2 separate regions of the Homo sapiens genome follow, and region 1 is linked to region 2. Evidence: read pairs that join two places in POLR2A ChIA-PET (ENCODE). Cell type or tissue: Panc1. All regions are shown on one strand.

Region 1 (4,000 bases), 55 kb after region 2:
ACCTCTGCCTCCTGGGTTCAAGCGATTATCCTGCCTTAGCCTCCCCCAGTAGATAGGACTACAGGGGCGTGCCACCACACCCAGCTAATTTTTGTATTTTCAGTAGAGACAGGGTTTCACTGTGTTGTCCGGGCTGGTCTCAAACTCCTGATCTCATGATCCGCCTCCCTCGGCCTCCCTAAGTACAGGGATTACAGGCATGAGCCACCACACCCAGCTATGGAACTTCAGTTTCTGATCATGCTTGAAGCTGTGGAGTGACCTTGGGCAAGCTCTGGTGCTTCCTGGAGCCTGGCGTGCCTTATCGCTATGATTTATGTCCCTGTTTGGCATTGCTTTGCTGATTTTTTGCTGAGGAGGGCAGAGGGCTCTTGGGCCAAACATCTAACAGCGGTCAAGCAGCCTCAAGGATGCAAGAGCAGGAAAGTAGAGGGTCAAAGGGAGTAAACATAGAAGAGGAAAGCACAGACAGAAGGGCAGAAGGTGGGATTTTAACATAGTGCTGTGGCCAACGGCCAACGGAGGCGCTGGAGGCAAAAGCTCTTCACACAGTCCCCCAAGAGGCTCACTGTCTTCAAAGAGCAGACCAGAAGTCCTGCTGGGCACATTACCATCATGGTGACAGGCACATGCTTTAAGAAGTAGGACTGTCAAGGTTGCCTGTTATCCAAAGCATTTATTAAGTGCTTAACTGAATGTGCTCTGTGCAGTGCCACATCCACTAAATGCTAAGAGTACCATGTAAATGCTCCCTAGCATTAGAATCTAATTAGAACTTTCATAGTTGGAAGGGCTTCTGCTCTTCAAATATTAGTTGAAGGAGTGTTTCCTCACTCAGTAAAAACCTCAGCCAGCTGCAGTGGCTCATGCCTGTGATCCCAGCACTTTGGAAGGCTGAGGCAGGTGGATCACGAGGTCAGGAGTTTGAGACCAGCCTGGCCAACATCCCCGTCTCTACTAAAGATACAAAAAATTAGCCAGGTGTGGTGGCGGGCACCTGTAACCACAGCTACTTGGGAGGCTGAGGCAGGAGAATCGCTTGAACCCGGGAGGTGGAGGTGGCGGTGAGTCGAGATAGAGCCATTGTGCTCCAGCCTGGGCGACAGGGCAAGACTCTGTCTCAAAAAAACAAAACAAACAAACAAACACCTCAGTGGAAAATCCTGTGACATCTTTAAGAATTTCATCCTGCTTTTGCTAATAGGGGTCATTCTAGGCTCCCTCTCTTCAAATTGTTTAATTGGCTTGTTGAGGTGAATTAATAACATATGTCTATTAATTGTTTTAGCTGAGTTCAGCATTTTCTGTTATGGATTATGGATTAACAAACCCAAATGTCTGTGGAATCACACTGTTAACATAAATGAGGGAAGCAGTCTGAATATAGGGCAAGATGGAGAGGTGGAGACTGGGGCAAACTGGGGTCCTCATGTCTGATCTAAAGTGGACAGCTACTGCTCAGTGCCACAGACTGCAAGCCTAAGGTGCTGGGTTTTCAGTCTTTTTTTTTTTTGAGATGGAGTCTTGGTCTTGTCACCCAGGCTGGAGTGTAATGATATGATCTGGGCTCACTGCAACCTCTGCCTCCCAGGCTCAAGCGATTCTCCTGCCTCAGCCTCCTGAGTAGCTGGGATTACAGGTGCCCACTACCATGCCTAACTAATTTCTTGTATTTTTAGTAGAGACGGGGTTTCACCATGTTGGACAGGCTGGTTGTGAACTCCTGACTTCAGGTGATCCACCTGCCTCGGCCTCCCAAAGTGCTGGGATTACAGGCATGAGTCACCGCATCAGGCCCACCACCCCCACCCCCATTTTTTTTTTTTTTTTAAGACAGGGTCTCAGTCTGTTGCCCAGGCTGGAGTGCAGTGGGGCAATGATGGCTCACCGCAGCCTCAATCTCCAGGGCTCAGGTGATCCTCCCACCTCAGCCTCCTGAATAGCTGGGACTACAGGCATGCATCACCACACTAGGCTAATTCTTTGTATTCTTTTTTTTTTTTTCTTTTTGAGACGGAGTCTCGCTCTGTCTTCCAGGCTGGAATACAGTGGCGCGATCTTGGCTTACTGCAACCTCCACCTCCCAGATTCAAGTGATTCTCCTGCCTCAGTCTCTTGAGCAGCTGGGATTATAGGTGCATGCCACCACACCTGGCTGGTTTTTGTGTTTTTAGTAGAGATGGCCAGGCTGGTCTCAAACTCCTGACCTCGGCCTCCCAAAGTGCTGGGATTACAGACATGAGCCACTGCGCCCAGCCAATTCTTTGTATTCTTTGTAGAGATGGGGTTTCTCCATGTTGCCCAGGCTGGTCTCAAACTCCTGTGCTCAAGCAATCCTCCTGCCTCGGTCTCCCAAGGTACTGGGTTTACAGGCATGACCCCCAACATGTCCAGCCAGAGTCTTTTTTAAAAAGCCAGAAATCAGAATTTTATGTAAAGTGTCCTGGGATTTTTCCTACAACCTTTTATTCTGAGAAAAAAATCAAAATATACAGAAGTGGAGAGAATACTGCAATGAATACCTGCATACCCTTCGCTAGATTAGTTCATCAACTGTTAGAATTTTGCTGCATTTCCTTTCTGTCTTTTTTTCATTCTTTTTAGCGACAGAGTCTCACTCTGTTGCCCAGGCTGCAGTGCAGTGGCACAGTCATGGCTCACTGTATTCTTGAAATCCTGGGCTCAAGTGATCCTTCTGCCTCAGCCTCCTGAGTTGCTGGTATTACAGGCGTGTGAGCCATAGTGCCTGACTAATTTATTTATTTTTTGTAGAGATAGGATTTTACTATGTTGCCCGGGCTGGTCTCAAACTCCCAGCCTCAAGCAATCCTCCCACCTCAGCCTGCCAAAGCCCTGGGATTACATGTATGAGCCATTGTGCCTGTACTTCCTTTATCCCTGTTTCTGCCTCTCTCTCTCTCTTTCTTTCCCCCTCTCTCACACATACTTTTTTGGCTGAGCCATCTACCTAAATATTTAGCATAATCTCCTGAAACAAAGATGTTCTTCTGTATAATCACATTATGATTTCCATACTCAATAAATTTATCATTGACTCAATACTATTATCTAATATATAGTCTATGTTCAAATTTCTCATATTGTTCTAATAATGGTTATAGAACTATATATATAATGAAATAACTATATATATAAATGTGTATAGTTATTTTTAAATCCAGGATCTATTCAGTGACTGTACATTGCCATGACTTTTTTTTTTTTTTTTTTTTGGGACGGAGTCTTGCTCTGTTGCCTAGGTTGGAGTGCAGTGGCGCAATCTCAACTCACTGCAACCTCCACCCCTTGGGCTCAAGCGATTCTCGTGCTTCAGCCTCCCGAGTAGCTGGGATTACAGGCACCTGCCACCGCGCCTGGCTAATGTTTGTATTTTTAGTAGAGATGGGGTTTCACCATCTTGGCCGGGCTGGTCTTTAACTCCTGACCTTGTGATCCACCCGCCTTGGCCTCCCAAAGTGCTGGGATTACAGGTGTGAGCCACCACGCCTGGCCCATTGCCATGACTCTTTAGTCTCCTTTAATCTGAAAGAGTTTTCCACCTTCTTTATTCTCTTATTTCATCTTTCATGAAACTGACATTTTTGAAAAGTCCAGGCCATCTGTTTTGTGGAATGTGCCTCGACTTAGACTAACTGGCTGTTTCCAAATGATTTGATACAGGTTAAATGTTTTCAGTAAGAACACTGCATGGGTGAAGCTGTGTTCTTCACACTAGCTCCCATCAGTAAGTGTATGATGTCATTTTTGTCCCCTAATTGGTACTATCAGTTTTAATTCCTTAGTTAAGATGGGTCTGCCATATTTCTCAATTGTAAAAATGATTTTCTCCTTTATAATTAATAATCTGTGGGGTGATATTTTGAAACTGTGGCGACCTTGTTCCCCAACAACTTTCACCCAATGGTTCTTTTTTTTTTTTTTTTTTTTTTTTTTTTTTTTTTTTTTGAGACAGAGTCTTGCTCTGTCACCCAGGCTTAAG
Region 2 (4,000 bases):
ACAAGCACCACAGTTACCACGAAAAAAGGACAAACGAGACTTCCCTGTAGGTATAACAGGCATTTAGCAATTAGTTGTAAATAATACTATATTTATCATGCAAGGGGCATAGTCTGTTTAATTCAGTAATTCAAGTAACAGAAGTTCTAAATGTCTCAAGTTTCTTTTTAAGACTTAGGAGGTCTTACACTAGTAAATTTTATTTTTCCCATAGAAACCAGCCATCAATGGCCTTCCACCCACCCCAAAAGTTCTGGTAAGGAATATTTTTATGTGAACTATTTGCCGTTTTTTCTCTCTTTAGAAGCAGCAATATATTGGCTATCAATATACTTGAGCCTTTGAAAGTTAAGATATCATAAAATACAAAGATATTGAATGCATTTGGATATCTCATCATGTATTCTAATTTGAGTGTGTGAATTGGAATTGACAGTGTTTCACTTTTTGTAAATACTGGCAGTTGAGTCATCAGATTAGCCTACAAAGGCCTATTTAATTTTAATGCGATGATATTAATAGTACTGTGTCCTCTTCTTGATGTGGATTAAATATCTTTCTACCTCTAAAGTGATTTTCACATTGGACTATATACAATTAAAAGGAACCAGGGAAGCTTATATTAATGCATTTTCCTGGCCAGTCAGTGGAACTTATCTGTGAATGGGAACCCCATGATCCCATGAATGGGATGGGAACCAATCGTATGAATGGGATGCTTTATACATTGTCCTTTTTTATTCAGTGAAAGTCTAATGTATAATATAAATATCAACCTTTTTGTCTCTTATGACTATTAAAGAGTTATACTGCAATTGTAATCACTATAATGTTACTGAATAAAATTATCCATTGTTTCACATTAATAATTGTCAGTCCTAAAAAATAGTAGTAACTTAAAATTCCTAGACTATGTTATTGATGTATGTAGATCTTTTGGTAAATTTGATATTTGTGCCATAAAATAGTGGATTACAAAAGGAAAGAATATGAGACTGTCTTGGTAGTAGGGGTTTAATGATGTGAAAATATGAATTTTGTTTTGGAATGAAACAACAAGCATACGCAAATAAGAGTTAATTTGGTATTTCAATGATGTTAGTTATTTTCCAAGAATATATAAAATTTTCTAATCAAATAAGTTAACATTTCTTTCTTTATAAATAAGATGGGAGCATGCTTTTCAAAAGTTTTTGATGGCTGTCCTTTGAAAATTAATTGTGCAACATCCTGGATACATCCTGATACAAAAGGTAAAATGTTTGAATTTTATATACATCTCCAATAAAATATTTATTATGGGAAAGATCTTTATGATCAGTGACTTGAAGTTGTTTATTTTAAAAATACGACTTTAGAGACCTAATGGTATAGGAACCTGCAACAACCTAAATAGGTCAATAGGGTTTTGGTTTAAAGGCGTTAAAATTTAGGAGTGTATAGGAGCTATTCTTGATTAAAGGACTAAAGAGAAATCACAACTGATTGCATCCTTAATTTAGAATTTTCTTTTACCGTAAAAGGACGTTATTGGGACAATTTATAATCTCAATTAGTAAGAATTATAGATAACCTTGTTTATTGTTTAAGTATTAATGTCTTGTGGTTATATGACTTTTTTTCCTTAATGTACACAAATATTTCAAAGTAAAGAGGCATCATGCTCATAAGTTATCTTAAACAGCTCAGAAAACAAACATTTACATAAGGAAGAGAGAAGGATCAAGCAGAAGTAGTAAATGTTCAACATTTGTGGAATTTGTGTTACAGGTATTTAGGAATTATTTGTACTATTACAACTTTTCTGTACATCTGAAATGATGTTAAAATAACTTTTTTAAAATGTAGACTATGTTTCTGAAGTGAGGAAACATTTTCAGAGGCAAAAATTTGGAATCAAATAAATCTGGGTTTGGATTCCCACTCTGTCATTACCATGTGACTTTGAAAACAAACATAACACCTCTGCTTTTCAGTGTGATTGTTTGAAACATGAATCACTCCCGATATTTACTTTATTTCAAGGAAGGAACAAGCCTACCCCAGTGTCTAGCAATTAGCAAACAGAAGCTATTAGGCAGTAGAGGATTTCAGGAAATGTGTGTTTCTACTTAATAATAAAGACAGGTTATAATGATTGGCTTTAAATGCCACTATTAAAAAGTATGACAGAGGGGGTATATATATGTGTGTGTGTGTGTGTGTGTGTGTGTGTGTGTGTGTGTGTGTGTGTGTGTGTGTATAAAATAATTTTTTTTTAGAGACAGAGTCTTGTTCTGTTGCCCAGGCTGGACTTCAGTAGTGCAGTCATAGTTCAGTGCAGCTCAAACTCCTGGGCTTGGGCAATCCTCGTGCCTCAGCCTCCCAAATAGCTGTGACCACAGGTGTGTATCACCTCTCCCAGCTGATTTTTTATTATTTAGTCTCTTTTAGTGTAAAACAATTCCTCAACTTCTGATGTCAACTTTTTTGAGGCCACTTATTTTGTAGAATGTCCCTTAATTGGGGTTTGTATAATGAGTCCTCATGCTTGAATCAGGTTATGCATTTTTGATGGGAATAACACAGAAATGTTACTGTGCATCTTCTCAGTACATCATATCAGGAGATACATGGTATCAGCTTGTCCAAATACTAGTGATGTTAATATCGATCTGTTGGTTAAAGCAGTGTTCACTAGCCTTCTCCATTCTCAGGTTACTATTTTTTCCTTTCTGATTTATAGGTAATTAATATGGAGATGCACTGAGATTATGTTTATAATTATACTATTGCCATTCAGAATTTCACTCACTCAGTTTAGCATCCATTGACAATCTGTTGATAGCCATTGACAGTTTATCTTCTTTCCCACTTATTCATTCGTTTATTTATATCAGTTTAAACTTATTAATTCTTATTTTATTCCATGCGATATGATCTATCTCTATTATTTATTTTCACACTTAAATTGTCCCAGAATTTTTGAGCAGTGGGAATGCCTGTGTTCTTTTGTTTGAAATGTCCTCATCATTTTTTAGCACTTCTTTACTTTCTGGCACAGCAAGATTTCTAGGCTCAGCATCTACTTTTATTGCCCCAGAATTGGAAGCAGTCTTTCTCTAAGAAGCCCTGGTTCTTTTTAGTGGAAAGTAATATTTAGAAACCAAGATCTGGATACTAGGTGTGCTCATTATTTCTAGTGTGTCGTGATTTATAATTTATATTAACTTTTTGTTTCCTTGGTCAAAAGAGTGTTTGAGGTGTCTTGCAAAAATGTGTAACTATAAAAATCTTAAAATACAAAAATTATGTTGAAAGGCAGGGTTATATAGTAAGATAAAGTCAGAGTGAGTTAGTCTAACATAGAATATATCTGCTTTTAAAAAATAAGAAAGGAATTGGGGAAAGAGGTAAAGAAGGTGATACAAATTTAAGAAAATAATTTTATTTTAGATGGATAGGTGGCTAATTCTTGATGCCATTACAATGTAAAGTCATTATTTTAGTGAATGATTTCAGAAGATGATGGTAAATTCTGGTGATTTATCTCAACTATTTTAGATCAGTACATTATTTTTGGAACTGAAGATGGTATTTACACACTGAATCTCAATGAGCTACATGAGGCAACGATGGAACAGGTAATTAGGCATTTTAATTCAAGAAATTAATTTAAACAAATTGAATAAAGAAGTGTCTTAATTTTAAATCAATCTGTGTAGGCCCCAATTTTAATTTTTATGATTTAAATATTTAAAGGGATAAAATTGTACTCTTTGCATGTTCATGTTGAAAGATTTTTTTTCTTAAGGGTTTGATAATTACCTGAAAGTTAGAAAATAGTTATTTTTATATGATTTCAGAATGTTGGAATTTAAAAGATTAAAATAATGACAATGAGAGAATCTTAATTATCTTCTTTTTCTTAGTTATTTCCACGGAAGTGTACTTGGCTGTATGTTATCAATAATACTTTAATGTCATTATCAGGTATGTATGTGATGATGAAAAATAAACC

What was found. Peaks named below come from ENCODE experiments on the same cell type or tissue, not always from the same donor. Only the 100,000 strongest peaks of a DNase experiment are listed, where the experiment ranks them.
Region 1: POLR2A ChIA-PET joins it to region 2 with 19 read pairs; 4 of 35 experiments call an interaction of 5 or more read pairs at or near these places.

What each region holds. Positions count from the first base shown.
Region 1 is chr14:50,385,037-50,389,036 of GRCh38, reverse strand. The region is part of intron 2 of CDKL1 (cyclin dependent kinase like 1); the gene reads left to right. Among named protein-coding and RNA genes, the nearest start is that of CDKL1, 9.8 kb to the left of the region's middle. In Panc1, no CTCF peak of the experiment used is centred here; no DNase peak of the experiment used is centred here.
Region 2 is chr14:50,439,985-50,443,984 of GRCh38, reverse strand. It overlaps MAP4K5 (mitogen-activated protein kinase kinase kinase kinase 5), which reads left to right. Exons shown (of 33, transcript NM_006575.6): 19 at 1-46; 20 at 215-256; 21 at 1,169-1,253; 22 at 3,544-3,623; 23 at 3,912-3,972. Among named protein-coding and RNA genes, the nearest start is that of CDKL1, 45 kb to the right of the region's middle. In Panc1, no CTCF peak of the experiment used is centred here; a DNase peak (open chromatin) is centred at 1,934.